2 separate regions of the Homo sapiens genome follow, and region 2 is linked to region 1. Evidence: read pairs that join two places in POLR2A ChIA-PET (ENCODE). Cell type or tissue: PC-3. All regions are shown on one strand. Each heading gives the region's core, and the rest is flanking DNA. Links, peaks and the distances in the headings are about the cores only. Region 1 has its middle 150 kb from the start of MUSK. Region 2 has its middle 25 kb from the start of MUSK.

Region 1 (17,989 bases), core at 6,020-11,019:
TTTGTATACTTGAGACAATTTTGGAAGAAAGTAGGTATCTACTCATCCAATTTCAGAGAACTCTGAGAAAATTTAGTTATTCTTATGAAAGATCTATTTTCTTATTGCAATAACTGTGAATTTATCTGGCACTTGGCCAAACTTAGCATTAACAGGTAATACATTATATTCACAACAGAAACTAGAAGATGATTCCAGAACAACACAGCCCTAAAGGAAAAATCATTAATTGTTTGACATAAATATTCTACACTTCAAAAATCTACACTTAGATTTTTTTTCTAAGATTGTTTTGTATTATTTACTAACCTAACAGCTTTCCATTAACAATAAATTTAGAACTTTTTTATATTTTAAATATCAATGTGTGCATTATTTTGGTGATGACATAATAAATCATTAGATGTTGCATACATGTTATCAAATGTATATGGAGGTTGCGTAAGTGTTATCAAGACAGGCAGCAGATGGAGTGTTGAAATATATGGACTCAGGGCTGAGTCTGCTGCCTGTCAAATCCTAGCAATTTACTTAACCCCTTTGTGTTCAATTTTCCTCATTTATGAAAAGAGAATAAGAATAGCACCAAGCTCATAGGTTATTGGAAAGATTAAATGATTTAATAAGTAGAAAAGGCTTAGAAAGGTACCTAATACACAGTAAATACTTCCAAGGACTTTGCTAATATAATTGTGTCTAATTTTTTGCAATTATATAGAAAACTGACATACTATAGCTAAATCATTACACAGATCTTTTTACTATTTCCTGCAGATACAGCAATAGAACTAACATAATTAGGTCAGATGCAATAAACCTTTTTAGGAATTTTAATATATGTTACAAAATTACCCTCCAGAAATCTTGCAACAATTTACACAACCAATAGCAATGTTTGAAAGTGCTTATTTCTGATACTTCAGCTAATTTAGCATGTCATCAAATTTAATTCTTAGCCAGTTTGATAACTGAGAAACTTTAGCTCCCTGTTTAAATTTGATTTTTCTTTTAAATTCCTGCAGATATTGTTTGCTTTTCAGATTTTTTACCAGCTGTTTTTGGGCAGTTTGTGAATTGTCAAGTATGTTCTACTGTTTGTCTTCTACTGATTGTTCTCCACCTGGACTGAGTGTGGATCCTGGAACAGTCTAGTTTTTCTTGGGAATCCTGTTACAATGTATGTTCTAGATCTACCCTCCATATTTATTATCTTTAGCCTCATTGTATACATTTTATATCAATTTCTTCTGAGATAGGTAAATGTCTTAATCTGATTTTGTAATTCATTACATCTCCTATCTGCTTTTTACTGTTTTCATTGCATTATTTTTTATTTAATTATTTTTAATAGTAATACATTCACTTGGGTCAACATTCAAAGATATAAAAATCTACACAGTAGACTTCTACTTATAAGAAGAGGGGGTGGATGTGCTTTTTCCTCTTCCTTCCACTAAATACAACTAAAAACCCGAACATCACATAGAAAACCAACGTGGAAAAGTAGAGAGAAGTAGACAGTTCATCTAGGAAGAAGACAGAGTCAAGGAATGACATTCTGGTGAGCTCTCTGGGTTTTCTTTGGGCCTCAGCTATCTCAAACTTGAAGCTGAAGAAGCCAGCAACACAGAAACGCCAGCGGGCATATACCAAAAAAAAAAAAACCAAACAAAAAAAAAGCCCCAACTAAAGCCTGCTATCTTTAGACAAAACACCAGGAAAAGGGCACCTAGCAAGACAGAAACCTTTTAGACAATAATTGCTCTCTTCTAGCCAAACACCACGCGCGCACACACACACAACAAACAAAAAAAATGGCCTCACCTCCACCCACGCCAGCAAAGACCGAGTGTGGATCCTAGACTTCTCCCTCACCAGGTGTAATAAGGAGCTCAAACTTCCCACAGGTGTGAGTCAGAAAAGTCCTCTTCCACAACTCAGACTTTCATGCCTCTGAGCTCTAAATGCATATAGAGGAAATATTTAAGGCAATATATTATAAACATAGGAGGCTAAAGCGATATAAAAGGAGGTCCTTTCTACACTTTGTTTGAACTGGTAAAATGTCGACACTAGTAACTGTGATAAGTTACATACGTACTGTATAATGCATGTATAATGTAATCCCTAGAGCAACCATAACAAAACTCCACAAAAAGATACACTTCAAAACACTATTGGTCAGGTGCGGTGGCTCACACCTGTAATTTCAGCACTTTGGGAGGCCAAGGCAGGTGGATCACCTGAGGTCAGGAGTTCAATACCAACCTGGCCAACATGGCAAAACCCTGTCTCTATTAAAAATACAAAAATTAGCTGGGTGTGGTGGCACATGCCTCCCAGATACCTGGGAGGCTGAGGCAGGAGAAAAGCTTGAACTCGGGAGGCAGAAGTTGCAATGAGCCGAGATCACACCACTGCCCTCCAGCCTGGGTGACAGAGCAAGACTGTGTCTCAAAAACAAACAAACAAACAAAACCCACTATAGATATATCAAGACAGAATTCTAAGAAATGTTCAAGTAACCCACAGGAAGGCAAGAACAAGAAAACAGAAAAAAAAAAAAAAAACAGAGCAAATAAAAAGCAACAAATAAAATGGCAGACTTAAGCCTTGACATAGTAATAATTACATTAAGTATAATTATCGTAGAATTTTAAATGTTTAGATGGGCTTCCAGTCCAAGATGGAGAGAGAGCATGTGTTTGCCTCACCACCTGGGGTCTCAATGGACTACGGATTTGGATAAATTTCTGCAAAATGGAAAACACATGGCATCATACTAACAGACAAGACTCACAGGAAACAAAAGAGTGATACAATAGAGGTAGAAACCATCTGTTTGGTTCTATCCTTGAGAGGCTAAATAGAGACTATTTCCCTAGAGCTACTAACTAAAATACTATCACCTGGCAGGAAGCAGTGGGGGTTGGGAGGAGGGGCGGCAGTGAACTCAAAATAGATGATTACCTTTCTGGTGTCAGTGCCTGGTCCATACCCCTCACTCCTAGCAACAGTTCTTCTTCTCCGTTTCCTTCCTTAAAATCCTCCATTAATTTTTTATTCATTCATTTGACCAATACTTAGTGATTAGCTACTAAATGCTAGGCACTGTCACAGTTGCTGGGGAAATACTAGTGAACAAGATAAGTCTGATTTGGGGGAGTTTTAATTCTACTAACGAACAAATAATAAATATGAAAACAAAAATATAAACAGATCATTTTAAATAGCAATGAGTTCTATGAAAGCAGAGACATTGCAGGAATTAGTGTATATCCTTCCACCTGCTCATCACAAATAAATTCATTAGCAACTGCACTGCTACGACATTTCAAAGGCTGTTGAAATTCCACGTCTCCAAGGGCTGGAGTTCTCATTGCTATCAGCAAATGATCTGACTCCAGAATCCCAACCTTAGGGTATGCTTCCTAGGACTACTCTTAGGATACAGGGTTAGGTCATGTATTAGTCCATTCTCATGCTGCTAATAAAGACATACCGAAGGCTGGGTAATTTATAAAGGAAAGAGATTTAATTGACTCACAGTTCAGCACTGCTGGGGAGGCTTGAGGAAACTTACAAACATGGCAGAAGGGGAAGCAAGCATGTCCTTCTTCACATGGTGGCAACAAGAAGTACTGAGCAAAAGGGGAAAAGACCACACCATCAGATCTCATGAGGACCCATTCACTATCAGGAGAACAGCATGGAAGTAACTGCCCCCATGATTCAATTACCTCCCACCAGGTCTCTCCCACAACACATGGGGATTATGGGAACTACAATTCAAGATGAGATTTGGGTGGGGACACAGCAAAACCATATCAGGTCAGGTTCTTGAAAAACCAAGCCTGAGATAAAGATTCCTGTGCAAGTGGTTTATGGAGGGAGTGCTCTCAGAGGAAATGCCTCTGGGAGTGATAGAAGGAAGTTTGGTTAGTGAAGGAGCTGGGCAAAGGTGTGTTATCAGCGGAAGTGTGACCTCAGCTTGCACTCACAGAGAGCTCTGGAGTATGAGTTATACCGCAAAGATTGTCCTACCCAGAGGCAAAGAAGATTGAATTCTTATACCCCTGCTTTGCCTTTGGATATGAGCCACCCTGGGGCAAGGGCCAGAAGTGGGTAACCTCTCAGGCATCTCCACATGAGACAGTTCCTGTCATTCAAAGGCAATCCTTTCAAGAAGGGTTTCTTAACTTCCCAACTTTCAATTTGGGAAGATTTCTTATTGTCTAGCTTATTTTTATAGACACAGTCATCTTATTAAATAATAGTGACACACTAGCCTTATATGTTGAAGACTTCCCTTAAAACTGCTAACAGATATGGCATAAATCATTGTAATAAAATCAATTCTTTTTGGTTGATCCAAGATTCCATTTTCCTTCTCGTTGAAGAAGTAGGTGAATTTTAAAGGAAAGAACTAACTTTCCAAATTCAACCTGAGCTAGTTACAAAATAAATAAAACAGAAACTGCCCATTCTACCTTTTTTATGCAATAATAACAATACACACTTAGTCCACTAATTAAGTCTTCCCTTCAAGAAAGATTAGTAATTTATTTAGTAATTAATTACTAAATATTAAAAAAATTTAGTAATAAAATTAGTAATTTTATTACATTAGTGATAAAATATGTGTGCCAGGTGCAGTGGCTCATGCCTATAATCCCAGCACTTTGGGATGCCAAGGCAGAAGGATCATTTGAACCCAGGAGTTTGATACCGGCCTGGGCAACATAGGAGGACCCCATCACTACAAAAAAAATTTTTTTAAATTAAAAATTAGCTGGACATGGTGGTGTGCACCTGGAGTCCCAGCCACTCTGGAGGCTGAAGCAGGGAGATACCTTGAGCCCAGGAGGTCAAGGCTGCAGCGAGCCATGATCATGCCACTGTACTCCAGTCTAGGTGACAGAGTGAGACTCTGTCTCAAAAAAGAAAAAAGATTTCTCCCAGGCTTTTGGAGTTCTCAGAGTGTCACAAATGCTAAGAACAGACAAGGAAAGAGGAAGAAAAAGTACAGAGAAACAATCTTCTATCCCCTTTAGTATTTGCAAACTATAGTGTGTCCCTTATTTGTTTCATTGTTATAATCTGGATTCTTGGCATTTAAGAAGAAACTGAGATTTTTCTGTAACTCTGATGAAGAACATTCCCGGAGGCCAATGTCTCTATGTGCTGGAAACCAGAAAGGGGAAGTGTCCCAGCTAGAGTCTGGTAAACCATAATTCTTCCTATTGTCAAGGATTTCACATCTTTGCTCACACATGGGAAAGTTCTCAAAGTAGATTTGACAATATTTCACAAATACCACAAAAGGACCATGCTCAGCAAAGACAATTCCAGGCTTGGCACTAAGCAATGTAATCTATCAACTGGCACCAGTGAGTCTCACTTGGTGTGAATGTTCCACAGCACAGACCAGTACCACTCTTAGATCTGGGCAAGAGGAGACTAACTTGGGCACTGTGATTAAGAGGATTTCACTCTGGTCTTTCTCCAGGCACCATCCTTCTCACAGGGTGAGGGTCCCAGGGGCCAAAGGGCTATGCCTACCTAGAAACTGACTCCCTTCTTTTAAACCATATTTCAGATATGAGGGGCCCCAGAATTTCAGCTCTGCCACTGGCCCTTTTCTGAGTCCCTCTACCCTTGAGTGGACAGTGCCTCTGGCAGTCATATCTTTAGGCTGGGGGTTGTCCAAGGAGCAGCCATTATAAGAAGAATGAACACAGATGTGTTCACAAGACCTTTCATGTGTTGGGCAAACTCAGGGTGGGAAAAGAGAGTAGAAGGGCTGTGATCCAGGGCCTAGCTCTTCCCACACCACCATACTTCAGCAGAGACCTCAGAAGAGTCCTAAAACTCTCTATATAAATAGTATTCAGTTTAGGTAATAATTGAGTTACTATGTGGCAGGCACAATCAGGACTGGCAGGCACTATTCTCAGTATCATATATGTATACACAAATATATATATATATAAAATATGAATTATAATATATTATATATAAATATATTCACTTAATTTTCACACTAACCTTATGGGAAATATGCTTACAGGGAGATTAAATAACCTGCACCAGGCCATACAGCAAGTGGTGGGCCCAAGATTTGATCCCATGCAGCCTGGTTCCAAAACATGTACTCCTATTTCACCAAATACAATTTTGCATCCCTCTGTGAATTTCTAGATTAGATAAATTTGACGTGTATCACAATCTTCCTTGGAATTTGCTTTGCAAAAAAAAAAAAAAAAAAACTAAACAAACCAAAACAACATGATTTTTTTGGAGAAGGCAACTTGCTTAGTTAAAACAACAGGGTGGATCCGGTGCTATATAGAGCAGTTTGCTGCAAGAACACACAGCGTAGGGAACTTAACCCAGACCATGGAATCAAGGGGCACTTCCAGAGGAAGACAGTTTCTGAAATAAGTCTGAAAAGATAGGTCCAAGTTAGGCAAGCAAATAAGATGAGAGCAGGACAGTCCATTCTAGCCTCTAGTAGGAGAACAAAAACAAATAGGAAAGAGGGCCCTTTATTTTTTTTTCATGGGTGGGATTTTATTAAAATTGTACATAGATCTCAAATTTAAATTTAAAAATGAGCATTTTTTTCTAGTATCAAAATAGTTATTTTAAAAATAACTTGGAAGCCGGGCGCAGTGGCTCACGCCTGTAATCCCAACAGTTTGGGAGGCTGAGGTGGGCGAATCATGAGGTCAGGAGTTTGAGACCACTCTGGCCAACACGGTGAAATCCCGTCTCTACTAAAAAAAAGAAACAAAAATTAGCCGGCGCAGTGGCGGGTGCCTGTAGTCCCAGCTACTCTGGAGGCTGAGGCAGGAGAATCGCTTGAACCCGGGAGGCAGAGGTTGCAGAGAGCAGTGATCGCGCCGCTGCACTCTAGCCTGGGTGACAGAGCAAGACTCTGTCTCAAAAAAAAAAAAAACCCTTAGAAAACTTTAATACAACTTTGTTATATATTAAATATTCACCTAAAATCTCAATCATTTCTCTCCCATCTCTCTCTGCTAGAATCTTGGAGGGCCCTTCATTTATAAGTAACTCACTGCAAACACTTTCAAGACAAGAGTGAGGGGAAGGTGAAGAGGTTAGAGCTGAAGTGTTTATCATATCTCTAAGTCCATGGCTTTTAACCTAAAAGCCACCTCTGAAAATTTATCTGGAGGAAATGAAAAACCTGTGTCACTACTCTGAAAATTCAGATTTTTTAAATATTCAGGGATAGATTTATAGAAACTTAATTGTGTATAACCTTACCTTGTGGGCAAGAAAAATGACTCTCAAAGATGATAAAAATCAGTAGTTGTCGAGAGTATGATCTTTTGATTCAAAGTAGAAATTCACTTTTATTATTAATCTTTATTGGGCCTACTCACTCCTGCCAGAGTGGGTCATGCAAAGGCTCTGGGGTCTTAAGCAGAGTACAGTATTTGGTAAGAATGTTCTAGGGTTTGGTTTACACTGACCACCACTGAGATGCCCATTGCGAGTATATGTAGTCATTTGAAGTTTGGGACTTCTGCCATGTCTATGCCACACTTGGACATTCAAATCATTACAGAGTCAGTCTAGGAACTCCTGTGCCTACGGTTCGGTCTCCTTAGGTGCTCTAAGCAACCATTTGCCCTGGGAGTCATGCCGTTTCACCAGGGCACCTAGAGAGTGGGTTCCCATCACCACTGGAATCCAAAGACCTGTCTCCTCAGCCTTAGAGAAGCGTCTCCATTCTGTTGCTACTTTTTTATCCTGCTTGTTTAAAAAAGGCATTTTCCTCTCCCTAGTTTCCCTTTTGAGACCTTTAACATATTCTCTCCAATTGCTTTTGGCTTTTCTAAATGCCAAAAAGAAAGCTTGTATTCAAGCAACTCAGGCTTTAGGCACTGAAAAAACATCCATAGCAAAGGAACAAAGGCCTTAAAACTGGGAACAGGCCAGGCACGGTGGCTCATGCCTGTAATCCCAGCACTTTGGGAGGCCAAGGGGGGTGGATCACGAGGTCAGGAGATCAAGACCATCCTGGGCAACATGGTGAAAACCCGTCTCTACTAAAAATACAAAAATTAGCTGAGCGTGGTGGCACACACCTGTAGTACCAGCTACTTGGGAGGCTGAGGCAGGAGATTCGCTTGAACCCGGGAGGTGGAGGTTGCAATGGGCTGAGATTGCGCCACTGCACTCCAGCCTGGTGACAGAGTGAGACTCCATCTTGAAAAAAAAAAAAAAAAAAAAACTGGAACAAATTCCAGAAGGACAAGCATCTCAAATATCTCTGTTTTCCAGCAGCAAAAATAATAATAATGATTCAACGAATGATTATATAGGATATTTGAATTGTTATACATTTTGCATCATTATAAATAACACTGTAAAAACTTCTTATATGGTATTTGTATTCTTGGGATACATTTCAAATAGTAGGAGCACAATATATCACTTGAGGTACCTGCTTACTTAAGCAAATGTAAGGTGAGGTCATTAATGTCATGACTGAAAGACAAAAGAGAAGCTTTTTGTCAGTTGCTGGAGTCCACTTTTCCCATGAATACCTTGTTATACTCTGAAGGTGAGACAGAGTAATTTTCAGGAAGCCATTGGTTTCCTGGAGGAAACTCAGCTCCTCGTGCCTAAGATTCAAAGTTAGAAGGACTCATCAGAATGGACTGAGATGGTCTCGTGCAAGTTCCCCTAGCAAGAAAGCAAGCAAAGTCCCCCAGAAGCACTCACCAGAAGGGAAAGGAAGTTTGGGATGGTACTGGAGCTCAACACAAGGTATGAAAATTGGGAAGCAGCATGAAGCTAAAGTAGGAAGCCCCTTGCCAAAGCCCTTGCCTAAGCCCTTGCCAAAGCACAGGCATGAGATTGGACTAGATAAGAGATCACTGCACAGTGAATAAGCATCCACCAGTCTGCATAGACCAGGTCTCCAGCAGCAAGAGTGTTGTGGGCAATAACTACAGCAGTAGAGCTGATGGACTGATTTCTCCTTCTAGTTCCTTGTCTCCTCTGGGATGTTGAAGCACAGCTAGTCTTTTTTGCCTGGGGTCCTTGGACAATTGAGGATACAGAAGGAGAGAACATAAGAGGAGGAATTGGTGGGTGTTTGAAGTAGTAATTGAAAAAATTAGACATGTGAACATGCTTGTGTCCCAAGCTGGAAAAACAGGTCAATAAATACACATACTATCAGAGTCACAGTAAATGCATGTACTGTCAGAGTCACAGATTTGTTTACAACCAGAGAAAATACAGAAAAATGTAGCTTCTTTGTTGCTTCTTCAAGTATTCTCACCTGCTGTGTAGAAAGGAAATCTATCTTTGAGCTTACTACAGTAAATTTGGTCCACCAACTTTATTTAGCAGTCCTTGTAGAAACTCAGTCATCTCCTATAAAATTCTGTGGCTCTCAGATTTTTAGATGGAGTGACACATCCTCTGTCCTTCTTCAGGATGGGATATGGGCAGTGGTAAAATGATTACCTCACCTTATGAGAGCAACAAAGAGGACCCAAGATTACATGCAGTGCCTCTGGATTCTTGCTGGTCCTTACAGCAGAAATCTTGTCTGTGTGTCTCCTTGACTGTGACCACTGAGGCAGAGGCTACTGGTCACAAACTAGTATGTATGACCAGAGACCACAGCCAAAGGCATTTGGCCCTGTCCCAAAGTCTCTACCTCCTACCTAAGGTGTACAAAAAAAATAAAATAGGTCAATTGAAAATAGCTGAAATATTGAGGGATATTTAGAGTACAAGAGTACTCACAGCAGTATTGCAATTACAATGTGTATACGAAGGCCTTATTGACTTGATTTACATTTTTTTCTTCTTTCAATATGTTCTAGTTAGTTGAACAGATTCCCAAACAACCCAAAATATTTTTGGTTTAAGTACTAGGAATTATAATTATACACCTTTCATGAATGAATGGTCAAACAAAATTCCTGCCAGAGATAAGTTTTCCAGTGTTCTGACAAAAGGACATGCTATCAAGCATGTGTTGACAGCCATTACAATGACACTGTGTACATCTAGTCAAGACGTTTTTTCACTTCTCCAAAGCCAGAAAAATGGAGAAGCCTCCCACCAAAACTTCAAGAGAAAGGATGAGAGTTGCTCACCCTCCCTAAACTTTAAATTCAAAGAAGGGGGCAACTAAACTGGAGCTTTGTGTTGTTGGACAACCCCTGTCTGTGGACCAGCAGTGCAGGATGGGCAATTTGCCTAAGCAGCTGTGAGCCTGGAATCTCTTGGGCAGAATCATTGGCTTGAGAACAGTTTATCTCCAGGAAATTTCTTTGCTGGGGGCAAGTGGAGGGGGGCAGAAAGGTCTACTTTACTTGAGATGTTTCTCAGCAGATAAGTTTCCAAAAATCCTCATTCATATCTAAATATGTCTTCCCTAGAGAGACTGAACAAGGTTCTAAGAGCTGTAGAACAGTTTTAGAAGAAAGTGCTCAAAGTTAGGCTAAACCTATAATTCCTACAGGCAATTTGCTCCTGGAATAGTTAGCACCAAAATCACATAGGGGGGTTTTATGGATGTGTACCTTTTGAACAGAAATCTTTAAAACTAATTCTTTTTTGTGTTAAAAAGGAAAACATGAATAGTAACATGCTAAGATATAAAATGGACGATGTTACATATAAATTGATTTACTTATGTTCCTTAACTTGAAGATTTAGTGCTTGGTAATCTTAATTTGGGAGGGGTTTATTGTGAGGTTTTTCATTTTAGATAAGCTTCCAGTTCAAGATGGAAGAGGAAACACATGTGTTTGTCTCAATACCTGTGGCCTCAGTAGACTACAGATTGAAAACATATGTGGAATATGGAAAGCAGATTGGGGTCAGGCTGACAGATAACAGAGCACAGGAAACAAGAGAACGAGGCAGTAGAAGCCATTCTTCATGGCTGAACCCTTGATAGGCTTCTGGCTAGGCAGAGGCAGGCATAGAGAGTAGAAAGGGAAACAGAAAGAGAAATCTCCTTCAGCCACTAGAATGCCTGCTCTGCTCAGCCAGCCTCTCTGTTCCAGGCCCCTGACTATACAGAATGATGGGTGGCACCACCATTTAACCAAAGTAGAAGCTATTCTCTAAAATAGTAAATAATTTATTTGGGTAGGATTATAGTTACCCTTGGTGATCCAGGTACTTCAGAGAACTTCATAGGCTTTAGTTTAGAGAGCAAAAGTGATGAGCAAATAGCCAAACACCAAAATGAGGATTCAGGAGAAAGGCCTATTGAAGGAAAAATCTATAGAAAAAGCTCACAGCTGTGCCTGAGTTTCACCAATCCATTCCTTCACGAAGAGAGACTCAAGCATTAGCAGATAGCCAAGACAAATCACGACACCAGTGAGAGGAATCAAATGAGCACATTACAAAAATAATAATGACCCCTGAGGAAAAAGCAATTTTTCACAGAACTGAGACGATCTAAGGAAAAAATTCTGATTTGTATTCTCAGGGAAGCTTGATAGGATATTCAGATATTGCATCCAAAACTATAAAAACAGGTTGCTATAGAAAAGGAGAAAAAAAAGTTTTCTTTTAAAGTTTAAGTAGTTTAGCTAAAAGAGAAAAGTCAATATGAGAATATATGGTTGTCAGCTGGGTGGCCATGGAAATGCTTGAGTCACACCTTCCCCAACTACAGGCAGTGCAGCTTGCAGCTCTAGGAGAAGCTCCTTCCCTGTGCTTAAGGAGGGGAGAGAGAAGAGTAAAGAGAAGTTTGTCTTGCAACTTGGATACCAACTCAGCCACAGTAGGATAGGGCACTTGGCAGAGTCCTTGAGGCCCCCAATTCAGACCCTAACTCCTGACATTTCTGGACACACCTTGGGCCAGAAGGGAATCGGTTTCCTTGAAGGGAAGGACCCATTCTTGGCAGGATTCATCACCTGCTGACTAAAGAGCCCTTGGTCCCCAAATAATCAGCAGTGGCAGCCAGGCAGTACTCGCTATGAGCCTTGGATGAGACTCAGAGCCCTGCTGGCTTCAGGTGTGACCAAGCACATTCTCAGCTGAGATAGCTACGGGGAGACCCCTTCTACTTGGGGAAAAAGTAAAGGTGACTTTGTCTTGCACCTTGGGTACCAGCTGGACCACAGTGGGGTACAATACCTCATGGGCTCCTTGTGTCCCTGATTCTAGACCTTGGCTCTTGGATGGCATTTCAGGACCTACCCTGGGCCAGAGGGGAACCTAATGCTCTAAAAGGAGAGACTCAGGCCTGGCGGCAATCACACAAGCTGACTGACTAGCCTTTGGTCCTTGAGTGAATATGACAGTAGCAAGGCAGCACTCAGCACAGGCCTTGGGCAGTGGCGACCCTGGTAGAGACTTCTCTGTTTGAGGGAAAGGAAGGCAAGAGTGGAAAAAACTGTCCTGTAGTTTGGGTGCCAGCTAATCTTCAGTAGAATAGAGAGGATCAGGTAGATTTCTTTTTTTTTTTTTTTTGAAACAGAGTCTCTCTCTGTTGCCCAGGCTGGAGTGCAGTGGCGCTATCTCAGCTCACTGCAAGCTCCGCCTCCAGTGTTCATACCATTCTCCTGCCTCGGCCTCCGGAGTAACTGGGACTACAGGCACCCGCCACTGCGCCCGGCTAATTTTTTTGTATTTTTAGTAGAGATGGGGTTTCACCTTGTTAGCCAGGATGGTCTCAATCTTCTGACCTCATGATCTGCCTGCCTCAGCCTCCCAAGGTGCTGGGATTACAGGCGTGAGCCACCGCGCCTGGCCAGTATCAGGTAGATTTCTAAGGTTCTCGACTCCAGGCTCTGGCTCCCAGATGGCATCTCTGGACCACCAGGGCAAGGGAGAACTTGCCAGCTTGAAGGGAAGGACACATGTTCGGCTGAATTTGCTACCTGCTGATTGTAGAGCACTTGGGCCTTGAGCAAAAGTAGGCAGTAGCCAGGCAGTGGTCACTACAGGCCTTGGGTGAGACCCAGTACTGTGCTGACTTTAGGCCTGACCCCATGCTCTCCTAGTGGTTGTGGTCACAGGGGTGCCTATATCATCCCTCTCCCAGCTCCAGGCAGCTCAGCACAGAGAGAGACTCAGTTTGTTTGGAGAAAAGTAAGGGAAGAGAACAGGAGTCTCCTTGTAATCTAGGGAATTCTCTCTGATCTTACCCAAGACCACCAAAGTGATACCTCTACAAGTCTGCAAGAGCCACAGCATTACTGGGCTTGGGGTGTCCCCTAAGGTGGATATGGCTGCAGTGACCAAAGACTTAGATCACAACACCCAAGTTCCTTCAAATATTTGGAAAGCCTTGCCAAAAAAGACAGGTTCAAACAAGCCCAAACTGTAAAGACTACAACAAATATCTAATTCTTCAATGCCCAGACACCGATGAACATCCACAAGCATTGGGACCATCCAGGAAAATATGACCTCACCAAATGAACTAAATAAGGCACCAGGGATCAATCCTGGGGAAACAGAAATATGTGACCTTTCAGACAGAGAATTCACAATAGCTGTTTCGAGGAAGCTAAACAAAATCCAAGATAACATGGAGAAGGAATTCAGAATCCTATCAGATAAATTTAATGAAGAGATTGAAATAATTAAAAAGAATCAAGCAGAAATTCTGGAGCTGAAAAACGCAATTGACATGTTGAAGAATGCATCAGAGAATCTCACCAGCAGAACTGATCAAGCAAGAGAAATAATTAGTAAGCTTGAAGACAGGCTATTTGAAAACACAAAGTCAGAGGAGACAAATGGAAAAAGAATAAAATGCAATGAAGCACACCTACAAGAACTAGAAAATAGCTTCAAAATGGGAAATCTAAAAGTTATTGGCCTTAAATAGGAGGTAGAGAAAGAGATAGGTGTAAAAAGTTTATTCAAAGAGATAGTAACAGAGAACTTCCCAAACCTAGAGAAAGATATCAATATTCAAGTACAAGAAAGTTATAAGCACCAAGCAATTTTAACACAAAGAAGACTACTTCAAGACATTTAATAATCAAACTCCCAAAGATCAAGGATAAAGAAAGGACCCTAAAAGCAGCAAGATAAAAAATAATAATAATAACATATAAAGGAGCTTTACATGTTAATAATAACATATAAAGGAACTTCAGTACATCTGGCAGCAAACTTCTCAGTGGAAACTTTACAGGCTAGGAGTGGCATGACATATTTAAAGTGCTAAAGGAAAAAACTGTTATCCTAGAATAGTATATTCACTGAAAATATCCTTCAAACATAAAGGAGAAATAGACTTTTCCAGACAAAAGCTGAGGTATTTCATCAATACCAGACTTGTTCTACAAGAAATGCTAAAGGGAGTTCTTCAATCTGAAAGAAAAGGATGTTAATGAGCAAAAATAAATCATGTGAAGGTATGAAACTCACTGGTAAAGTTAGTACACAGAATGTCATAACACTGTAATTGTGGTATATGTTGAGTAGAAAGACTAAAAGATGAACCTATCAAAAATAATAACTCCAACAACTTTTCAAGATGTAGACAGTATAGTAAGATATAAATAGATATGACAAAAAGTTAAAAAGCTGGAAGATAAAGTTTAATTTTTATTAGTTTTCTCTTTGCTTCTTTGTTTATGCAATCAGTGTTAAATTGTCATCACTTTAAAATAATAGGTTATAAGATAGTATTTGCAAGCCTCATGGTAACCTCAAATCAAAAAACATACAACAGATACACAAAAAATATAATATAAGAAATTAAAACATATCACCTGAGAAAATCACCTTCACTAAAAGAAGAACAGAAAGAAAGGAAAGGAGGAAGAGAAGACACCAAAACACCCAGAAAACATCATACAAATGTCAGTGGCATGGCATATGTAAATATCAGTATATCAAAGAGATGTCTGCACTCTCATGTTTATCACAGCACTATTCACAATAGCCAAGATTTGGAAGCAACCTGTGTCCATCAACAGACAAATGGATAAAGAAAATGTGGTACATATACACAATGGAGTATTACTCAGCCATAAAAAGAATAAGATCCTGTCATTTGCAACAACATGGATGGAACAAAAGGACATTATTTTAAGTGAAATAAGCCAGGCACAGAAAGATAAACTTCACATATTCTTGCTTATTTGTGGGAGCTAAAAAAAAAACAATTGAACTCATGGAGATAGAGAGTAGAATGATGGTTACCAGAGGCTGGGAAGGGTAGTGAGGATGGTGTGGGGGAAGTGGGGATGATTCATGGGTACACAAGTATAGTTAGAATGAATAAGGTCTAGTATTTGATAGAACAATGGGGTGACTACAGTCAACAATAATTTATTATACATTTTAAATAACTAAAAGAGTGTAATTTGATTGTAACACAGAGAAAGGATAAATGCTTGAGGTGATGAATACCCCATTTACCCTAATGTGATTATTATTCATTGTATGCCTGTATCAAATTATCTTATGTATCCCACAAATATATATACCTACTACGTACCAACAAAATTTAAAAATAAACAAAAAGAATATATGGTAGATTGACTGTATTAATGATCCCATTTCTTCACCCTTCACTTTATCCAAGTCCTTCATTATTTAACTTCCTGGCACTTTTCCTCTTTGCCTCTGAGCTCATCCATGTGAATGCCTTTAACCAATGATGCTGCAAATGTGACACAGGAAGAATCTAGAAAAATGTGTTCCTTCTCTTTTACCTTAGTCATTGTTTGTTTTCTCGACATATGTAAGAGACACATGGAGTAGAGCCCAAGGGGCAGCCTGTAGACTCTCAAAGACACTCTCAAGCCTGACAGAGATCAGAACCACCCGCTCAAGTGTCAGCTAAATGCTCCCCTCCAGGAAGGCTTCCTTGTCCCCTCCACCTAATGAACCCTGCCTTGGGCAATAATCTCATTAATTTTATACTGCTGTGGGGAAAAGAAAGATCAGACTGTTACTGTGTCTATGTAGAAAGAAGTAGACATAAGAGACTCCATTTTGTTCTGTACTAAGAAAAATTCTTTTGCCTTGAGATGCTGTTAATCTGTAACCCTACCCCCAACCCTGTGCTCGCAGAAACATGTGCTTTGTGGACTCAAGGTTTAATGGATTTAGGGCTATGCAGAATGTGCTTTGTTAAACAAATGCTTGAAGGCAGCGTGCTTGTTAAAATTCATCACCACTCCCTACTCTCAAGTACCCAGGGACAAAAAACACTGCGGAAGCCCGCAGGGACCTCTGTCTAGGAAAGCCAGGTATTGTCCAAGGTTTCTCCCCATGTGATACTGTGAAACATGGCCTCGTGGGAAGGGAAAGACCTGACTGTCCGCCAGCCCGACACACGTAAAGGGTCTGTGCTGAGGAGGATTAATAAAAGAGGAAGCCCTCTTTGAAGTTGAGATAAGAGGAAGGTATCTGTCTCCTGCTCGTCCCTGGGCAATGGAATGTCTTGGTGTAAAACTCGATTGTATATTCCATCTACTGAGATAGGAGAAAACCGCCTTAGGGCTGGAGGTGAGACATGCTGGTGGCAATACTGCTCTTTAAGGCATTGAGATGTTTATGTATATGCACATCAAAAGCATAGCACTTTTTTCTTTACCTTGTTTATGATTCAGAGACATTTGTTCACATGTTTTCCTGCTGACCCTTTCCCCACTATTACCCTATTGTCCTGCCACATCCCCCTCTCCGAGATGGTAGAGATAATGACCAATAAATACTGAGGGAACACAGAGACCTGTGCCAGCACGGGTCCTCCGTATGCTGAGCGCAGCTCCCCTGGGCCCACTTTTCTTTCTCTATACTTTTGTCTCTGTGTCTCTTTCTTTTCTCAAGTCTCTCATTCCACCTGACGAGAAACTCCCACAGGTGTGGAGGGGCAGGCTACCCCTTCATACTGCCTTCACAGCACCCATTGTATTCGTCCATTTTCACGCTGCTGATAAAGAAATACCTGAGACCGGGCACTTTACAGAAGAAAGAGGTTTAATGGACTTACAGTTCCACATGACTGGGGAGTCCTCACAATCATGGCCGAAGGCAAGAAGGAGCAAGTCATGTCTCGCATGGATGGCAGCAGGCAAAAAGAGGGAGAGCTTGTGCAGGGGAACTCTTTATAAAACCATCAGATTTCATGAGACTTATTCACTGTCACGAGAACAGTATGAAGGAAAGTGCCCCCATGATTCAATTATCTCCCACTGGGTCCCTCCCACAACACGTGGGAATTATGGGAGTATAATTCAAGATGAGATTCGGGTGGGGACAGAGAGCCAAAACATATCACCCACCATTAATGAAATTATCTTGTTTATATCATTGTGCTCATGTTTATTGTTTGTTTCCTCTACTAGAATGAAAGCACCACTGGATCAGGGACCTTGTCCATATTATTCACTAGTGTTTCTCTAGCATCTGCAACAATGCCTAGCCATTAGCAGGTAATTAGGAAGCATTTGTTGAATAAATTAAATTTGAATAAATTAAATTTGAATGAATTAAAAATGAATAAATGGGTTGGTGGAAGGAATAATTGGAATGAAGATTGGTATTAGGATAGATGATCAAAGAATTTACTAATTGATATGCCCCAGACACGGACAGATTAGAAAGACTGTCATCCATAGAAGGCCTGGAGGCCCCCTCTTGCCAGATGACATTTTAGTGGACCCAAGGAAGACCCAGAGGATCCCTGAAATATTTCAACATTTTAACAACTGGTCTGTCCCCCAGTGCATACCATTTAAACACCACTCTGCTGGCTAGGACAACCATGTAATGTGCTATGGTAACAAAGTTTCACAGACTGGACAAATACATGAAATGGCTCATTTTTGAGTGCTCGGTAACATCATCTTAGTGCCCGCAAATCACGTATCTGAGGCTATGTAAAAATAAGACTGATCAGCTCGAATGTCAAGCTCTCAGGCATCTTTCTTTGCTTTGTGGGACTGAAATCATTTAAGGAAAGGAATGAGATCACTTACACTTTCTA
Region 2 (11,495 bases), core at 1-5,000, 180 kb before region 1:
ACTGACTTCCCTAAGTTCCGAAAAATTTTATTGTTATTCTGAAGGAACACTCCAAGATGATCAGCAGATGGCACTGCTAACTTGAAAAACCAATTCTTAGATATATTAAAAATTGATGACATTTTTAAAGCTGTTAACAGTTACTATGATGTATTACAGAATAGTGAGAAAACAACGTTAAACAGGTGGAAGAAATTTAAAATGATCCACAATTGTATATAAAATAACGATTAACATTTTAGTACATGGCCAAGTTTTATATTCACATAAATGGAATCTATCCTACAAGAGCCTACTAACTGAATTTTGAAAATAAAAAATGTATTATATCAAATTGCCATGTCATTAAATCTTTCTCTGCAACATTATTTTTTATGGTATATAAATACACCGTACTTTAGTTAACCAATGACTTGTAGTAGGAAATTTAGTTTATTTCCAATTTCTTATTCTCATAAATAACACTGTTATGAACATCCTTGTGTCTAATTCCTGAATTATAGGTCACATATTTAATTGTCTCCACAGGATAAATTCCCAAAAGTAGAACTGCTGTATTAGAATATATTTTTAAAATATTATATTCAAATTGGACCCAAGAAAGGGTATAATAATTCGCACTCATTTTTAAAATTTATACACATTGAATGTTACATTAAAAATCATTTGTCTCAAAATAGGTACAAAATATAACTTTATTTAAAATTATGCCTTTGATTAAATGTTTTCAAATATTTTGTAAGTTTATGATCCACTTGATATTTGTGAATTTCATTTTCATGTCTTTTAACCCTTTTAAAAATAGAATAATTCATAATTTCTCTACTTATTTTGTGAATACTCTATATATTAAAGTCATCATTGCAATTAAGGCTATTCTAAATAAGCTAATGTTGCTAACCCAAGTGTTATTTAGGAGAGTGTTATTTTACTTTAGAAAAAAATATGTCTTTTTTTAAGTTTATTGAATTTTTCTTTGAGTGTTTTTTTATGATAAATTTTAATAACTGTTTCTCAGGGACCATGAAAAGGATTAGTCTATATTTGTATGATATAGAATTCAAATATTATAACTTTCTTATATTTCTCAGATTCTCTATATAATGTTATGTGCTTTTTGTTGTTGTTGTTTTTCTTTTTTTTTGAGATGGAGTCTCACTCTGTTAGCCAGGGTGGGGTACAGTGGCATGATCTCAGCTCACTGCAACCGCCGCCTCCTGGGTTCAAGCGGTTCTCGTGCCTCCGCTTCCCAAGTAGCTGGGATTACTGGGATTACAGGCATGTGCCACCACGCCTGGCTATTTTTTGTATTTTTAGTAGAGACGGGGTTTCACCATGTTGGTCAGGCTGGTCTCAAACTCCTGACCTGAGGTGATGCACCCACTTTGGCCTCCCAAAGTGCTGGGATTACAGGCATGAGCCACGGCACCCAGCCAATGTTACATATTTTTTTAACCACTTGATTTCTCATGGAGAAGAGATATCAAAATCTCTGACAATTGTATTTCTTTTCATTAACATTTGCTTTTTCTTTACATATTTTACCATTATATTATTCAATGAATTAAAGCTTATAACTCATATTTTAGTGTGATTTTTTCATTTTGATTTTAAAAAGCCCTTTGCCTCATTTTAAGTTTTACTTTTCTTAACTCAAATTATACTTAGTATACTTTCTAATTAGTTTGTCAATGTACTCATTGACAACTGAGTACAACTGATATATTTATTAGTATATCAATTGATATATGCTTCTAAAGTGATTGAAACATTTGATCTTTTCAGTAGCATTAAAAGTTTTCCTAAAAATATTTCTTACCGTTTTTCAATGGCTTCCTTCAAACTGTAGCCTAACCACAGTCTGTGACAGCATTACATATGATGAATTAATGAGATCTGAATTCCATAGTATAAATGTTGTAAAGAAGAATGCGGAATATCTTTATGTGCTCAGTATTTAGGAAGCTGCCTAACTGGACTAGAATAGTTCCAATTTAAATTGGTGGATTTTCAAAAATTTTGGCCATTCGATTAATGACAAAGTTTTTGGAATAATTTAAACTCTTTAAGCAAGGGATAGGTGTACTCACTCATCAAAACATCTACACGAGGTACGTATTATTATTATTATAACATTTTAGAAAGGAGGAAAGAGATTAAATTACTTTCCCAAGGTAATATAGCCAGGCTTCAAACCCACACAGTAAAAACATCTTACAGCTTGTGGTTTTATTTCCACAACTATGTTAGAGAGAGAGAGAGGCCTGCAAATAAAAACTTCAAGTGCTGATTTTACCTAGAACTCTGTAAAATGACTTAACATAGCATTGATTGTCACCTGTGGCTGGGTGCCCAGTGGGAGTACCTAGACATCTGCAGTGGAAGTTGTTTTGACAGCTTCAGGAGTATTAGAAGACAGTCCTTTTGGCAGGCCTGGTGACATTATTACAGAGAACAATAGAAGAAGTGACAGTGATGAGAGGCTCTTACAGCTGAGGTTTGACAGGATGTCTCATTGAAGAGGCTGTTGCAAGAAAGTAAGATAACAGCAGCTGTGGGGGTAGGAGAAGAGATTCAGTTGTGAATTCAAGTGCAACCCCCAACCCACTCACTTACCCTGGAGACTTGCAATGTATATGATAGACTGTGCAGAATGCCTGACGCTACATGGAGTGATGGAGTTGAAAGCAGAAAATTTTGCATATTCCTTGACAAATAGTCCTACTTTTGCCTCTGGTATGGTCTAGAGAATAGACAGTATTCCTCTACCAAGACAGAGAAGCTGTGTCGAGGGGGCAAAGTTGATGTAATTTGGCAAGAATTACCTTCATGACATCAAGGGATTGATTTGCACAGCCATAATTCATTCCTGGGCTGCAATGCTCTATGATAGCTGAAATCCAGTTATCCTTATTTTGAGTCAGTTGGTCCTTTGACTGAAGCCAAACTTCAAATGATGAAAACTTAACGGGGCTCAGAGAAAAGCTAATGTAGGATTTAGAAAGATCCACTCATGGGTTACACATCATCGTTTTTCATGGATGATTACTAAATTAGTCAGAGCAAATATCTATAATTTTACTTGCAGAGTCACAGCCCTAGCTCTGCCAAGTACCCTGAGCTTTGTGTGATCTGAGGGACAGCATACATAGCCTTGGTGCAGTCACCAGGGGTGACCACAGAATTCCCTTATTCCAGGTGACACTGACCTTCAAATTAAAACAAGCCTCTGTCTTAATGGCTAAAATTGGTGAGAAATGGAACCAAAGTTTTTCCGATTTTGATAATGAAACACTGTAGGAGTAACCAGGCAAAAACAAAATTAAAAAGGTGACTTTCAATAGTACAAAAATTAGATTTGCTTCAAACTCATGCAATATTGAATGTCCGTCAATAGTACGAAAAGACTATATTCGATCTATTGCCTTTTACAAGTGGAGTCTTTAGGAGACAATTTTTCGTACACAAAGCCTTAGAAAACAGCTACTACGTACCCTTTCTGAAAAAGAAAGAAAAATATTTTACTCAATAGAAAAATGAATCAAAATTTACAAGTCAAGGCCAGGTACAGTGGCTCATGCCTGTAATCCCAGCACTTTGAGAGGCTGAGGTGGGTAGATCACTTGAGGTCAGGAGTTTGAGACCAGCCTGGCCAACATGGTGAAACCCTGTCTCTACTAAAAATACAAAAAATTACCCGGGCGTGGTGATGGGCACCTGTAATCCCAGCTATCTGGGAAGCTGAGGCAGAAGAATTGCTTGAACCCGGGAGGCAGAGGTTGTAGTGAGCCCAGATGGCGCCTCTGCACTCCAGCCTGGGCGATGGAGCGAGACTCCATCTCAAAAAAAATATTCGCGAGTCAAGATAGTTTTGTGACATGTAAGAACTGATGAGTGCAGGAATAATGTGTAAAGTTGACTAAAGTGTTGTAAGCATAACTGCAAAACTGGGCACAGATGTAAAAACTGTCTGTAAATGTTTATTTATAAATTTTATATATATGTATGTGTATAGTTGAAAGTAATGCATAATCATAGTGAATAATTTGGGGAATCAGAAAATTCAATTACAAAATAAGAATATAAAAATATATTTTATATAAAATGTAGAAACTTTTTATATAAATATAAAATTAAAATACTAAAATATTTAAAATTTATCTGCTCTTCTACCTCTGAGAGAAAATTCTAAAGATTTCAGTGTATTCTCTCTCTACATATATGCATGTGTACAAACCATACTATATAGGCACATTTTATTCTTATACTTTAAAAACAATAATGGCACTTTGGGAGGCCAAGGAAGGCTGATCACTTTGAGGTCAGGAGTTCGAGATCAGCCTGTCCAACATGGTGAAACCCTGTCTCTACTAAAAAATATACAGATTAGCTGGGCGTGGTGGTGTGCTCCTGTAGTCCTAGCTACTTGGGAGGCTGAGGCATGAGAATTGCTTGAACCTGGGAGGTGGAGGTTGCAGTGAGCGGAGATCACGCCACTGCAGTCCAGCCTTGGCGACAGAGTGAGACCCTGTCTCAAAATAATAACAATAATAATAATAATAAAATGGATCAAAATTTATATTCTTAAATTCAAAAAACATGATTATTTCAGCTTTTTTTTTTTTGGCTGTGATGTCTAACATAGATGTAAATCTCTTTTACAGTTCTGTGTTGGATAGAGTACTGAATGTGGGACTAGTTGGTGTAAAGGTATTGTCTTTATGAAGCTTTTGATAAAAATTTTTAACTAATTTGCACAATCTTCATCTGTGAATGAGAGTACCAGTCTCACTATGTCATCAATAGCAATACTTATCCTCAAAAAATATAACTTTTCCATTTTAAAGACATTATATTTTATTCCATTTAGCACCTGTGTCATCCACAGAAATTCAAGTCAGGGCTTTCTCCCTGGAATAAATGTGGCTAGTGAAGGAGGCAAGGAGTCATGTTCTATTTAACTACAGTATCTGAATAGACTATGTCTACATCTTAATGGCACCAACCCCTCAACCATACCATCCCCACTGTCTATCGCCCCTGCACACTACTGTGCCCCTATATTGTCTGTCTTTCTAGTTCTGAGCAACTGTCATATTCTTACACCATCTACCTACCACATAGACTGGAACAAAGTAAGTTAGAGCTTGGGTTAGAGGCATGGTATATTCACTGCTCTTCATTGACTAACATTCTCTTACTATTTGCTAACTTGAAACAGAGCAAATTCTTAATGGTTAGTACATTTGATTTAACTTCCTTGATAAAGTAAAGCTTAATAACATTAGAAATTAAGACACTCTTATAGTCATCAGGAGCTGATCAGTACACAGTTACTTTGACTTATCACAATACTAGCTGTATATTAGCAAATTGTTCCTGCTTTTTTCTCTTCATCTCTCAAGGTGGAATAAATAACTGTAAGAAACTTCATATATATAAAACACTGATGTTTATTATTTGTATTTCTTTGAATAGATGAATTTCAGAATGTTCATATTTTATTAGGTATTTGTAATTCTGTGAATTTTTGTATCCTTTGCTCTATTTCCTATTGGAATTTCTCTTTTTTTCCCCTTATATAAGCTCTTGTGCACTATATGTAGTAGCCAGTTCAAATCCCTAACCAATACGTACCCTTAAATTCTGTTTGGCAAATAATAGTTCTACCTTATTTCTCATGTTTATGTGTGAACTCTATTTGTGTAAGATTCCTGGTTATTTTTTAACCCATTTCTTTCAAAGGGAGAAGAAGCATTGTAATCCAATTGATGAGTTTGGGAGCACAATCTTGGGCATATATAGCCTGACCCCCTTTTCAAGTTTTTTCTTTGGCAGCAAACTTCCCCACAGTGAGACAAGAGGCATAAGTTGTTTTTTGCTCTTTTACACTGTAAGTTCATCAGAGGCAGACACCATAAGGGAAGGCCTGAGTCACTCTAAGACTGCCTGTGCATGGATGGATATATCTGCCTAACTTAGGGGACCCATGTTAGTAAATTCACCTGCCCACCACTGTCCAGCAACATTCTACAACCTCAGTTTAATAATGATAAAGATGATATTTTGGCCTCTATCCTATTGACTCATCTTCTTTATTGTTCATTTGGTTCAGAAGTTGACCAGAGTAGAGGTGTCTTATTTATTGAGCCCCTGAATTCCAATTATTTGTTGTTTGCTTCTTAACGATGTTTTTATAATACAAAATATCTTAATATTTGTAAAGTCAAATCTCTTGATGCTTTCTTTTATTCCTCACATTGATTTTATTCTTAAAAAATATTTCCCCAAGTCAAGATCATTCAGATTTATCTATATTTTTATCCACCTATTGCGTAGTTTGGTTTTTGTTGTTCAAATCCATGTGGAATCAGTTTTTGTACATGATGTGAGGATTTCTTTTCTGAATAGTTAAGAAAGCATCCTGCAATCAGGCAGGAGAAATAAATAAAGGGTATTCAATTAGGAAAAGAGGAAGTCAAATTGTCCCTGTTTGCAGATGACATGATTCATGATTATATATCTAGAAAACCCCATTGTCTCAGCCCAAAATCTCCTTAAGCTGATAAGCAACTTCAGCAAAGTCTCAGGATACAAAATCAATTTTGCAAAAATCACAAGCATTCTTATGCACCAATAACAGACAAACAGAGAGCCAAATCATGAGTGAACTCCCATTCACTATTGCTTCAAAGAGAGTAAAATACCTAGGAATCCAACTTACAAGGGATGTGAGGGAGCTCTTCAAGGAGAACTACAAACTACTGCTCAATGAAATAAAAGAGGACACAAACAAATGGAAGAACATTCCATGCCCATGGAGAAGCAGAATCGATATCGTGAAAATGGCCATACTGCCCAAAGTAATTTATAGATTCAGTGCCATCCCCATCAAGTTACCAATGACCTTCTTCACAGAATTGGAAAAAAACTACTTTAAAGCTCATATGGAACCAAAAAAGGGCCCGCATTGCCAAGATAATCCTAAGCCAAAAGAACAAAGCTGGAGGCATCATGCTACCTGACTTCAAACTATACCACAAGGCTATAGTAACCAAAACAGCATGGTACTGGTACCAAAACAGAGATATAGACCAATGGAACAGAACAGAGCCCTCAGAAATAATACCACACATCTACAACCATCTGCTCTTTGACAAACCTGACAAAAACAAGAAATGGGGAAAGGATTCCCTGTTTAACAAATGGTGCTGGGAAAACTGGCTAGCCATATGTAGAAAGCTGAAACTGGATCCCTTCCTTACACCTTATACAAAAATTAATTCAAGATGGATTAAAGACTTAAATGTTAGAACTAAAACCATAAAAACCCTAGAAGAAAACCTAGGCAATACCATTCAGGACATAGGCATGGGCAAGGACTTCATGTCTAAAACACCAAAAGCAATGGCAACAAAAGCCAAAATTGACAAATGGGATCTAATTAAACTAAAAAGCTTCTGCACAGCAAAAGAAACTACCATCAGAGCAAACAGACAACCTACAGAATGGGAGAAAATTTTTGCAATCTTCTCATCTGACAAAGGGCTAATATCCAGAATCTACAAAGAACTCAAACAAATTTACAAGAAAAAAACAACACCATCACAAAGTGGGCAAAGGATATGAACAGACACTTCTCAAAATAAGACATTTATGCAGCCAACAGACACATGAAAAAATGCTCATCATCACTGGCCATCAGAGAATGCAAATCAAAACCACAATGAGATACCATCTCACACCAGTTAGAATGGCGATCATTAAAAAGTCAGGAAACAACAGATGCTGGAGAGAATGTGGAGAAATAGGAACACTTTTACACTGTTGGTGGGACTGTAAACTAGTTCAACCATTGTGGAAGACAGGATCTAGAACTAGAAATACCATTTGACCCAGCCATCCCATTACTGGGTATATACCCAAAGGATTATAAATCATGCTGCTATAAAGACACATGTACACATATGTTTATTATGGCACTTTTCCCAATAGCAAAGACTTGGAACCAACCCAAATGTCCATCAATGATAGACTGGATTAAGAAAATGTGGCACATATACACCATGGAATACTATGCAGCCATAAAAAAGGATGAGCTCATGCCCTTGGTAGGGACATAGATGAAGCTGGAAACCATCATTCTCAGCAAACTATCGCAAGGACAAAAAACCAAACACCACATGTTCTCGCTCATAGGTGGGAACTGAACAATGAGAACACTTGGACACAGGAAGGGGAACATCACACACCAGGGCCTGTCATGGGGTGAGGGGAGGGTGGAGGGGGGAGGGAAAGCATTAGGAGATATACCTAATGTAAATGATGAGTTAATGGGTGTAGCACACCAACATGGTGTATGTATACATATGTAACAAACCTGCACGTTGTGCGCATGTACCCTAAAACTTAAAGTATAATAATAAAGATTTTTAATAGCCATTATATAGAAATTAAATCACTTGATTTTTGTATATAGATCTTGTATCCTGTTTTGAAAAAAAAAAAAAGAAAAGATCCTGGTGCAACTTTTCCAAATAATCCTTTCTATTCACAAAATTGTGATAACTTTATCATATACCAAATATGTATGTATATGTTGTATATACACGCACACACAACACATACATAATGGTACATGACATATATAGACATATATATATATACATACATGTACACACAGATATATGTGTATATATGCATGTAAGTGTGTGCATACATATTAGTATATGTCATTTTTCTGGGCTATCAATCATACATGCTGTTGGTTCTTTTGCCAAAGTTTTATTTTACAAATTACCATAGCTACATTTTTTTAAATCAGGTAACAAAAGTTCTACTTTGCAAGGTCTGATTATGAGGATACATGTTATGATAAAATACCATCTTTCAACAATCAAGTTTGTAAGCAAATATTTAAATGAATTTTCCAGAATAAACTTTTATGTAACTGTGATCTTTAAACATTGCTCACGTGTATGAGGAGTGAGAAGCCTGATGCCTGTGAGTCAGGCTGTGGACTGTACTATGGCTCGTGCCACCAGCTGGCCTATTGCATGACAGAGAATGGTCTCCACAAGTCACAAATTACATCTGTTTATGCTTCTATTTGTTAGACAATCTGGCACCGGGAACAGCTGAGCAGAAGGATTTGAAAACAGCTTGTTTGATTGATGTATCTAGAGTTATCTCTAAATCCAAATAAAATGTTAAGTGCTATCAAGAAATCATAAATCAGGCATGTCTCTCTTTGAGCTATGAGAAGTTCTTGCTAAAGCTTTTATGACACCCATTTGAAAGAAATACAATTGGCTTGTATTCAAAATAGGATTTAGGCCTGTGTGTACCACACGATTAATTAGGTCACATTTTTAACCCGATTCAGCTGTGAGATAGCACAGGGCCTAGCATGTAAGTCATGGTGATGGAAAAGGTTGGAACTAGGGTTTTCAACCAGGTAAGAGAAATGTAGAGAGCATCAGGTACAAATGCAGAAGGTGGTTGATACTAATGAGTATGTTCGAAGAGTAGTTGTGATCAATGACCTCTGTTTACGGGGAGCAAGACGCCAATCAGAACAGGCAACAACACAGGGAAGCTGAGTGCCAACTACTAGGACATCACTTTGGCGGGATCCCAGCACTGAATCTTCATCAGTTATGACAAGAAAATTTTACATGCTTATGTCTGTGAAAACTCTAAATGCCCAGGAGACAGTAGAAATGCACTTTTTCATTAAGCAAAACTTTTGGGGAAAAAAAAAAATTCCAGGCCAGGCACTGTGGCTCATGCCTGTAATCCCAGCACTTTGGGAGGCCAAGGTGGGAGGATCACTAGAGCCCAGGAGTTCAAGACCAGCCTGGACAACACAGCAAAACCCACATCTATACATTTAAAAAAAAAATTAGCTGGGCATAGTGGTGTGCTCCTGTAGTCCCAGCTACTCTGGAGGCTGAGGCAGAAGGATCACTTGAGCCCAGGAGTTCGAGGCTAGAGTGAGCTATGATTGTGCCACTGCACCAGCCTGGGCAAGAGAGGGAGGCACTGACTCAAAAAACAAAAACAAAACATTTCTGTATGTGTTGTATTAGGTGTTGCCAATTAATATCAGCTCTGCCTAACTTAGGCTGAAAAGGAATTACTAGAAGACTGTTGTGAAGTTTATAGTATCAACAGGAAGGCTAGAGAATAAAACTTGAAAAAATGGGTAAAAGCCAAGGAAAGCTAGGTGGGAGGCACAACAGTTTAGTCAAAGTCATGCCTAGGAGCAGATGGGCTCTGGTGACATCTTGTCACCAATACTGCTGCTCCAGACTCGGCTGCTGCTGTGCACCATGACAGTGAATGTATTCTCCAGTGCCTTTTTGCTTTGGCTTGACTTACTCAAGAGTCAATGCCATGGTCAGGAGCATCCCATTGGCTGATCCTGGTCACGTGCCCACCTGGCTTTGCCTGCAAGGGGAAGAGATCTGGAACCGTCAGCTTCTTTAATGTAAGGCTGGATTTTGACTTCTTCTCAAGTCCCCAAGTGTGGGAGGGGAGAAGTTCTGGATGTTAAGTAGCAAAAAGTACACACACACAAGCATACGCACACAAACATATATATACTATAACTGAAATTTTAACATTTTGAATACTTATTACTCACGTAATAAAATTTTGTTTCTTTTTTTTATAATAATTTACTTTTATTTTTCTTAAGGTCTATTTTTTCCACTTTTGATGAAAGAGTCTCTTCTGTTCATTCATTCTTTTGTTAAAGGCCTAATACATCTCCCTATAAGTAGGATGCCTGGATTCCCCTTATATTTTCCCATACTTCACTTGAGTCTTCATAATGAAGCCTAATCTCTAACTCCTTCATCCAGTAGCCCAGATTGAGTGCATAGTGATCTGGGGCCGTAGGTAGTCCTGGCAGGTACATCTCATTTCAGGAGAGTTTTTCATCTGTGTCTCTCAACACTTACCTAACGGTGCGAAATCATTTATGGCTGTACCCCATTCCTGGTGCAGTATATGAAAAACTATGAGAACCGAATGAAAATGTGCCTCCTGCAGGAGATCGTTCCTCACCTGCCTTCATCAACCCCCAGTTTTAGCATTCTGAACAGTTAGTGACCTAGACCTTGACAAAAGTTTTCCAATGTCACCCTTGCCAGCAGCCAGTGACTTGATAAAGCCATCTATGGCCCAGACCTCATGGGATAGCTACTCCTGAATCCCGTTACACTCTCCCTAGGCAGCTACAGCACTGAAATCTGGTGAGCAGGCAGCCTCTGCCAAAGGCCCTCAAAGAACGAGATTTTCCTCTGATTGGGTGGTCCATTACTTATCCAAGTCCTAGACTAGATAAATAATGGTATCTATGACGTTCAAAATCTCTTGTTAATTTTTGAAAGGTTCTGCTTTCTAAGGTAAGTGATTTGCAAGCCAGTCCTGCTCAGCCTTCTTCATACATGTCTCCTCTGCCCTGTAAGTAACAGAAATTCTAGCAT

Evidence for each region. Peaks named below come from ENCODE experiments on the same cell type or tissue, not always from the same donor. Only the 100,000 strongest peaks of a DNase experiment are listed, where the experiment ranks them.
Region 2: POLR2A ChIA-PET joins it to region 1 with 8 read pairs; 2 of 35 experiments call an interaction of 5 or more read pairs at or near these places.

The regions. Positions count from the first base shown.
Region 1 is chr9:110,810,330-110,828,318 of GRCh38, forward strand. No RefSeq gene overlaps it. Among named protein-coding and RNA genes, the nearest start is that of MUSK, 150 kb to the left of the region's middle. RefSeq lists an enhancer at 10,933-11,142. In PC-3, for the core only: no CTCF peak of the experiment used is centred there; no DNase peak of the experiment used is centred there.
Region 2 is chr9:110,638,484-110,649,978 of GRCh38, forward strand. No RefSeq gene overlaps it. Among named protein-coding and RNA genes, the nearest start is that of MUSK, 25 kb to the right of the region's middle. In PC-3, for the core only: a CTCF peak has its summit at 84 (motif pointing right); a DNase peak (open chromatin) is centred at 3,038; H3K4me3 peaks cover 1,975 bases; H3K27ac peaks cover 3,846 bases.